Regions from separate parts of the Homo sapiens genome. Here all the other regions are linked to region 3. The links are chromatin contacts, found by Hi-C or POLR2A ChIA-PET in ENCODE. All regions are on one chromosome and are shown on one strand. The core of a region is the stretch at or near the end of the contact, and the rest is flanking DNA. Distances in the headings are between cores, read along the strand shown. Region 1 has its middle 16 kb from the start of POP4. Region 2 holds the start of PLEKHF1 (pleckstrin homology and FYVE domain containing 1). Region 3 holds the start of URI1 (URI1 prefoldin like chaperone).

Evidence for each region. A loop is a pair of places that touch in the nucleus more often than their neighbours do. ChIA-PET counts read pairs that join two places held with the same protein, here RNA polymerase II (POLR2A). Pooled maps may share reads with other maps.
Region 1: a pooled map shows a loop between it and region 3 (2.2-fold over the local background). The contact joins the enhancer-like site here to the promoter of URI1 in region 3. A Hi-C loop is called at or near these places in 1 of 37 single-sample maps with no recorded cell type and 6 of 50 pooled maps. POLR2A ChIA-PET finds 5 or more read pairs at or near these places in 3 of 52 experiments (HEK293, HEK293T and activated T-cell).
Region 2: a map of ascending aorta shows a loop between it and region 3 (9-fold over the local background). The contact joins the promoter of PLEKHF1 here to the promoter of URI1 in region 3. A Hi-C loop is called at or near these places in 5 of 168 maps with a recorded cell type or tissue (B cell, CD8-positive, alpha-beta T cell, ascending aorta and 2 more), 12 of 37 single-sample maps with no recorded cell type and 22 of 50 pooled maps. POLR2A ChIA-PET finds 5 or more read pairs at or near these places in 10 of 52 experiments (CD4-positive, alpha-beta T cell, CD4-positive, alpha-beta memory T cell, HepG2 and 6 more).

What each region holds. Positions count from the first base shown.
Region 1 is chr19:29,620,978-29,623,677 of GRCh38, reverse strand. No RefSeq gene overlaps it. Among named protein-coding and RNA genes, the nearest start is that of POP4, 16 kb to the right of the region's middle. RefSeq lists an enhancer at 1,427-1,486 and a silencer at 2,578-2,627. Within about 2 kb of position 1,362, at least 4 of the 41 ENCODE cell types and tissues checked have a DNase peak (open chromatin) inside an H3K27ac peak, as active enhancers do.
Region 2 is chr19:29,664,128-29,666,827 of GRCh38, reverse strand. It overlaps PLEKHF1 (pleckstrin homology and FYVE domain containing 1), which reads right to left and starts at 1,367. Exons shown (of 2, transcript NM_024310.5): 1 at 1,323-1,367. LOC105372353 (a long non-coding RNA gene) reads left to right here and starts at 1,573. Exons shown (of 7, transcript XR_935896.3): 1 at 1,573-1,621; 2 at 2,621-2,700. RefSeq lists enhancers at 260-309, 930-1,049, 501-1,054, 1,055-1,608 and a silencer at 1,130-1,799.
Region 3 is chr19:29,940,905-29,943,604 of GRCh38, reverse strand. It overlaps URI1 (URI1 prefoldin like chaperone), which reads right to left and starts at 1,366. Exons shown (of 11, transcript NM_003796.3): 1 at 941-1,366. The coding sequence starts at 1,057. RefSeq lists a silencer at 841-1,510 and an enhancer at 1,531-1,620.

The DNA.
Region 1 (2,700 bases), core at 113-2,612, 320 kb after region 3:
AAGAGCCCGTATTTTGAAAGGAGGGAGCTGTTAAAATTGTGAGTTTGGTGACATACTGCATTTCTTAGGAATGTGGGTTTCCTTGCTTTAAATCTGTGATTTTTCAAGCAAGAGCCACTTAGGGTAACCTGGGCATTACCATTTTTATTTTTTTTGAGACAGAGTCTCGATCTGTCCCCCATGCTGGAGTGCAATGGTGCTATCTCAGCTCACTGCAACCTCCGCCTCCTGGGTTCAAGCAATCCTCCTGCCTCAGCCTCTTGAGTAGCTGGGATTACAGGTGCCTGCCACCACGCCCAGCTTGTTTTTGTATTTTTAGTAGAGACCGGGTTTCACCATGTTGGCCAGGCTAGCCTTGAACTCCTAACCTCAAGTGATCCACCCGCCTCGGCCTCCCAAAGTGCTGAGATTACAGACATGAGCCATCATGCCTGGCCTGGCATTACCATTAAGAAATGAGACTGCTGGAGAGATGCTCAAATGATTTCAGATATTTATTAAGCACCCACATAATAGTCCAAATGGTTCTTCTACAAACATTTTAAATTGAAGTATAACATATGCCCTGAGAAAACACACATCCTCTGTTTGCAATCTCCCCTGCCTTAGCCAGCAAGCGCTCTGTCTCCAGCTCCCAGGCCACGGAGCCCCATCTTCCATGGGGCTAGGTAGCCCCCTAAAGATGACTTAACACAGCCTGTTCTGCACACAGAGCAGCCAGCTTGCATTTAGGGCAGTGATGGGATGCTGGTACATGTGTAACAAGCCCTGGTTTGTAGCATAGTGTAAATTGCTGTGTAAATGTTCCCACCATGAGGGTTGCAGGGTGCCGGCATGAATGTGCCGTCTGCAGGAGGTGCACACATCAGCTCTCATGAGCCAGCACAAGCCCCTGTGGCACAGCACCTGTTTGGGGCCTGTGTTTTTTTATACAAAGCATTATAATCGCACACTTTTTTGGGAGAGCAGGGCAACTGAGGATGCTTTCCGTCTCACATTCGCTGCAAGGCGAGCCTCCACTGGCAGCACTCTACAGGCAGGACAGAGCCACTGGCAGCACTCTCTACAGCGTCCTTTCTCTTTCCTCCCCTCCCTCCCTCTCTTTTGGTAGAGGATACAGTTTAATTTGTGTAGATTAAATGTGCCTGCAATAAACACCACACTCCCTTTCTTCACGTTCTCTGTGGTTGGAACCGAAGGTCTCGGGGAACTTGGGCCTTGAACTTGGGTTTCCTGACTCGGGTTTCCTGCTGGGCTCAGCCTCTCCAGGCCAGGCTATGCAGCGCCAGCCATAGCTGCTCCCGCCAGACCCTGGGGCTTCATGGGGGAAACTGAAAGGGGCAGAGAAGCGCGGGCCACACTTGCTGCACGTCACAGCTGTTGATGGAGCATAACCTCCTCGGTCTGCATAGCTGGGGTGCCAGGGCCCAGTGGCACAGGGCTGCCTTCTCACCCGCGGCTCCTGCTACCAGGGGTGCCCACCGACAAGGAAGGGGGGGTGGCACGTTGGACTCAGGATGTGCAGCTGCCCTGCCCTGGGCAAGCCACACGGGCTCATCTGGCCCAGACAGGGGTCACTGACCAGCACCACTTGCAGTTGCTGTGTGCCAACCCTTATTCAACATTATTAGAGGCACATCCTGGGCTCATTTTTTCTTTTTGGGTCAGAAAACAAATATTTACTGAGCACTTATTATATGCAAGGCAGTGTTCTCCCCTGCAGGGGGCTTACAATGGTTATGGCGGCGAACACCATGGGCAGTGTCCCAGCGTCCGAGCAGCTCACATTCCAGTGGAAGAAAATGATATGAAACAGGCAGATATGGTTGCACTGGGGACTGAGAAGTGGTACACAAAACATAAGACTGCTGGATGCAGTGGCTCGCGCTTGTAATTCTAGCGCTTCGGGAGGCTGAGGCAGGAGGATTGCTTAAGGCCAGGAGTTTGAGACCAGCCTGGGCAACACAGCAAGACCCCCAGCTCTTCAAAAAAACAAGCAAACAAAAATTAGCCAGGCATGGTGGCATGTACCTCTGGTCCCATCTACTTGAGGGGTTGAGGTGCGAGGATCGCTTAAGTCAGGGAGGTTGAGGCTGAAGTGAGCTATGATCACACCACTGCACTCCAGCCTGGGTGACAGAGCGAGACCCTGTCTCAAAAAAAAAGGAAAAGGAAATATCAGACAGAGTAATGTGACAGAGTGACTGGTTGGGGTGGGGGCTGCAGAGCTAGGATGATGGGGCCTTCCCTGTGTGCAGAGCTGAACGCAGGGAGGCTGCCTGCAGATTGAGGGGTCAGGAGAAAGCTCGAGAGGAAGGAATGGCAGGCACAGATGTGCACGGGGACAATCGCATGCTTGGGGGTGTAGAGAGGCACAGGGTGCAGCGGGAAGGTGGACCACGATGGCAGGGGTGGGCTGGGGTCTGATCTGGAAGGGCCTTGATGATGCCGATCAGGGGCTGGCTCTCATTCTGCGTGCAGCAGGAAGTCGCTTGTGGGTTTTCAGCGGGAGAGGCACCCCGAGTCATGTTTCACAAAGGTCACCCGGGCTACAGTGAGGCCAGGCGTGGATGCAGGGAGGCCAGCGGGGGGCTGTGGCTGTGGCTGGGTGCTGGCAGGTGGGTGGAAGGGGGCTGGAGCAGCAGGTGGTGGGAGGGTTGCAAGGAGGGCCACCATGTCGTGATGAAAGGTTGGTGGGGG
Region 2 (2,700 bases), core at 118-2,617, 280 kb after region 3:
CACTTAGAGCTCACCAGGCACAAAGTTAAGCATATTACGTTCATTATTTCACTTAATCCTCACAAAAGCCCCCTTGGGGAAGGTACTTCCACCACATCAAAGTCACTGCCCAAGGTCCCTGCTGAGTGATCAGGAAGCTCGGCTCCAAAATAACCATGAGCTGTGGAAAGCTGCACTCAACCAGAGACCAAATCAGAACTCCAGAAGTCAGAGTCCAGCGGGTGTTGCCTGCGCTCCAAATGCCTGATGCCCACCCCATCCCGAGCAGGTCCGTCAGCTTGGCTGGGCTGTCCCACCCTCCAGGCCACACTGGCCAATCCCCCTTCCTTCCTCGGGGTGGGCTGGGTTGGGCAGGTCCCCTAGTTCACCCAGGGCTGCCTGGCCTGTGTTTTGGCAGCCCGGAGGGCTGACGTGTGCAGGGACGCAGGCCGAAGTCAGAGAGTCATCTCAGCTCACAACAGACTCCAGTGGGAACGACGCTGTGCAGAGGGACGATCCCAGCGCATTAGGGGACTACCTCCCCACCTCCTTGGCCTCTGACCCTCTCTGGCCAGGAGATACCAGAGGTGTTCAAATTCCAAAGGAGTGCTCCCCTTGGGCTGCAGAGATCAAGTTTCAGCGTGGCTCGGAACCTCTCTGCTTTCCCACCTGCAAAGAGGCTGACCACACCTCTGCCCTACACGGCCCGCCAGGTGTTGGGGAAACGAGAAAGGAGGGAGATTCCAGGCCGCCTCTCTCTGCGGGCCTGCTCAATAGTTTCCTCTCTGAGATGGGAGCAGTGCCCGACCCTGTTTCCCTTGGCAGCTCCCACCAAGAATCACAAACTCAACTGCTCCAGAGGAACTGGGACCCCAGCGCCCCCCGCCGCGCCCCTGCCCAGGGGGACAGTGGTCCCATCCAGGCCTCCAGACTGCAGACTGGGGCTGAGAAGAGAGGTCCCGGCGGCCACACGAGGCCAGGATCCCGGAAACACCACCAGCGACCGGGTGCGCTGAGACCCCTGCAGTCCCGGGTGGCCCGCGACCCCCTTACCTCCACCAGCTTACATCTGCGCGTTTCCCCGGGGATTCCGCCTCGGACGCTCTGACCCCTGACCGCTCTCCCCAGGCTCCCTGCAGGTTCACCCCGCAAGCCGCCCAGGAGCGCCCTTCCCAGGCCTCTTCTTGGGCTGGAGTCAGCGGCACTGCGCCCCGCCGGCCCAGGAGCCGCCAAGACCGCGCGGCGGGAGAGAGCTCGCTTGTCCGGGGGTGGTGATGGGAGACTCGCCTCATGCGCCTGCCCCGCGACCCGCAGCCCGGCCGGGGGACGGTGGGGGGACTCACCTTCTGCGCCGGCCCCGCGCCCAGCCCTCGAGTCCACACCGCAGTAGCCCGGGTCCCCGCCCGCTCCGCCCGGGTCCCGGCCAGCTCCGCCGGACACGCCCCCGCGGTGGCTCGGCCAATCGGAGCCCGGGAAGCGGGAGGGGCGGGGCTTGGGCGCGGCGCTCGGAGGGCGCCCGAGCTTGTGCGCGCTGCAGGTCCGGGGCTGGGCGGGACTGTCGCCCGTGTTTGACCCCCTGGCCCCGCCCGGCTTCCCTTTCCGCTCGCCGCTGCCCCACGCGGAGCGCGACTGCCGTCACCCGGTGGGACTGCGACCCTGGCCTTGGGCAGGGGTGGGGTGGGGGCGCCCGCGACTGCGAGACCTGCGGGACTTGGCGGGGAAAGGGGCAGTGGGAGGCTTGTGCCTTCTGGTGCCTCCGGCGGGCCTCACAGCACAGTCACCCTCAGCGGTCAATAATCGTAATATGAAAATGCAGCAGCACTTTATAACCTTTTTTTTTTTTTGAGACGGTGTCTCCCTCTGTCGCCCAGGCTGGAGTGCAATGGCGCGGTCACGGCTCACTGCAGCCTGCACAGAAATCATCCTGACCCCAGGAGAATTAGCCCACCAGGACCGGCTAGTTTTTGTATTTTTGTACAGACGGAGGTCTCACTATGTTGCCCAGGCTGGTCTCGAACCCCTTAGCTCAAGCCATCCTCTCGCCTTGACCTCCTAAAGTGCTGGGATTTCAGTAGTGAGCCACCGCACCTGGCCTATTTTAAGCTTTTTATAGTGGAAAATTTCAAACTGAAGGAAAGAGAATAGTCCAGGGGACCCTGGTGCCCGTCACCCAGGTCCAACACTAGCAGCAAGTTATGTCACCCCTGACTCAACCGCACCTGAGCCTCCTGTGCGGCTCAGAAGGAAATTCCCAGGCCTCAGTGCCCGGAGGCCTTCCTGGCCCTCCCTGGCCTCCTCCCCACAGGTCCTCTCAAATGGGCTTCTTCCTGTTCCTTAAAGCCTCAGGCCTTTGCTTCTACCTCCATCAGACCTCAAACTGTCACCTCCTCAGGGAGGCTGCCCTGGCCACCCAAAGCGGTTCCCTGTCTCCACCCCATCTCCCTCCACAGTCACCCGTGTTTGTAATTTTGCAAAGCATCTCCCAACCCAGAGTCCTCTCCTGAGGCCGCTCGTGGGATTCAGGGCTGCCTACCAGGCTGTGGCTTCTGTGGAATGCTCATAAACAAGTCATGCTGGTGGCTTGCCTCCCACCCAGGCTGTGAGCCCCACGGGCTAGACAGTAATTTCTTCTCGTGTTCAGACAGGACTTTCTTCTGGTTCACCCCTGCATACCGAGTGCTGAGAACGGGCAGCGCATAGGAGGAACGCAGTCCCTACCTG
Region 3 (2,700 bases), core at 117-2,616:
TACAGGAATGTTCAATTAAAAAGTTAAGAACTTTTAAACTGCTTATAGTGTTGAAGCAACTTCCTAACCCTTTATAATCCATGCTCTTCCAAACATGACATAAAATATTTTAAGCAAATTAAATACTGCTTTTCAAAGTAACAATTTCAAGACACTTGAGGGGACAGAATCAATCTGAAAGACCACAGAATCCACAGAAAAATCAGATTTAACAATAAAACTATTTCTTAAATTGGGAATACTTCTTTATATAAAGTCCCACTAGGAAACACAAAACTTTGTACCCTTTTCACCAGTAGTTTAAAACTCATTTATTATACGATGAAATTAAAATTTGTAAAAATGAGCCGGGTGCGGTGACTCAGGCCTATAATCCCAACACTTTGGGAGGCGAGGTGGGGAAGGGTAGGAGGGGGAGGATCGCTTGAGGCCAGAAGTTCGAGATTAGCCTGGGCAACATAGTGAGACTCTCTTTTTTTTTTAATGTTTAAATGGCATTATATTGTGACAAATATTAAATAACCAAATATTGCACAGGAAGCATTATCATGACAAACGCGGTAAAACTTTTCCGTGCAATCAAAGAGCAACAAACAGTACACATTTTAAGCAATGTTTAGGTCATTACAAGCTACAAATATTAAGGCGAACGCTTCCGTTGACAGCGTGCTGCCCCCGCCCCCAAATTCCCACGCGCTGCCGCACGCCTTCAGCTCAGAAGCCCCCTTTCCTGGGCAGGCGAACGGGCTGCACACCCCTCACTCCGCTGCGAAGTCAAAGGGCTGCAGACAAAGACAACAGAAGCACGTGACAAAAGTTTATCCCCGTTCCCTCCGGGGGCCCGGGCAGCTGGGCCTAGGCCACGCGGGGCGGCGGCCCAGAGCACAGGCAGGGGCAGCCCGGCGGGCGGAGGCGGAAGCGGCGCGGGGCTGCTAGTTACCTTTTCCTGCTCCTCGCGCAGCCGCGCCACATCCGGGGCGCGCAACGGAACCAGGGCAGGGGCCGGGGCCGAAGGGGGCGAGGGGTCGGGGGGCGTCTCCACGGTGGGCGCCTCCATGACGGGCCCGCGGGCCTCAGCGCGGCGTGTGAGTCCTGAACCAGCGCCTGCGCAGGCGGCGCGGCCGGCAGTTGCCCAGCGCCCGCGCGCCCGCCCTCAGGCACCGCGCGCCCCGCGCCCAGGAGGCCGCGCCCGCCGCCGCCGCTGCTGTTCGCGTCCGCGCCGCCCGCTGCCGCATCTCACACGTGCATGTCCCCGCCGCCGCCGCCCCGCAGCGGGCTCCGAGTAGCAGGCCGCCTGCCAGGTACCGAGACGCCTCTCCGGTGCGGGCCCAGCCAGGCGTCGCGTGGCGGCCGCGCCTCCCCACACGCCCCGCCTCTCGCGGCACGCCGGAAGCAAGCGCGCAGGCCCCGCCCCCGACACGCCCAGCTCGCGCAGGCCCCGCCCCCAGGGGAGTGCGCTTGATGCGAACCGCGTGGCTGGGGCTGGCGGTGTCCGCGCTGGGCTGCGTTTGTATCCCTCTGGAAGCTTACATTTTATGCCGATATTTCTTTCTTTTTTTTTTTTTGAGATTACGTATATGAAAGCACTAAATATAGGCTTTGGAACCTTAAAAAAAAAAAGCTTACATTCTATAGAAGCTCCACGCCCAGGAAACGCTCGGCAACAAGAGCCGCGTGTCGCCTTGAGTGCCCCATCTCCCTCCCCGTCGTTTGGCGCTGCATCTGTATCTAGGAGCTTAATTCATGTACTAGAGCTGTTTCATAAGCACATTTAATTTTAGCAAATTCAACTCTTTCTGTGCCTTTTTAGTGAGTTGAAATATACAATTATATTTTGCATGTTCATTAATTACTGTACACATTGTATTTTCTCTTATATAAATTAAGCTACTGTACTAATTTTAATATGCTGCTATGAATGGACTAAGAAATTTTCCAAGGATAACTTTGCCCCCACTTTTCTTTTTTTTTTTTTTTTTTTTAAGAGACTGAGTCTTGGTCTGTCGCCCGGGCTGGAGTGCAGTAGTGCCATCATTTCTCACTGCAGCCTCAAACTCCTAGACTCAAGCGATCTTCCCACCTCAGCCTCAGGAGTAGCTGGGACCACTGGCCCGCACCAACACATCCTGTTAATTTTTCTATTTTTTGTAGAGGCGGGGTCTCCCTATGTTGCCCAGGCTGGTCTTGACATTAAGCGAGCCTCCTGTCTTAGCTAACCTCCTGTCTTGGATTCCCTGAAGTGCTAGGATTACAGGTGTGAGCTACCACACCTGGCCGTTCCAATTATTTTAGAACTCCTGTGCCCACTTCCTCCTACAGCCCTTTGTACAGCCTCCTATTAACCTAACTGCGTGAAAGTGGCCTTGCCTTATCTGCTGCAGTCGCTAGCAGTAAAGATGGGTCGTGTTCGTTCCACATCATACAGACAAGTCTAGGCAGAGAGATGCCTGCAGAGTCACAGCCTGGTGTGCCTGCTTGCTCTGCTTCTCTTCCCTCACTCCTGCCCAGCTCCCAAGTCCAGATCCACCCTTTTTTTCCTTTTTATGGCTTCAAAGGAAGAAAGCAAGGACAACTTGGGAAAAGATAAATGTTCATTCCTGTCTTTTCCTCACTGCATATCCAACCATCATCACCTCTGGAACAGCCAGGACCTGACCATTGTTACCATCTCTTCTACCACCACCATCCTCTCTCCATCCC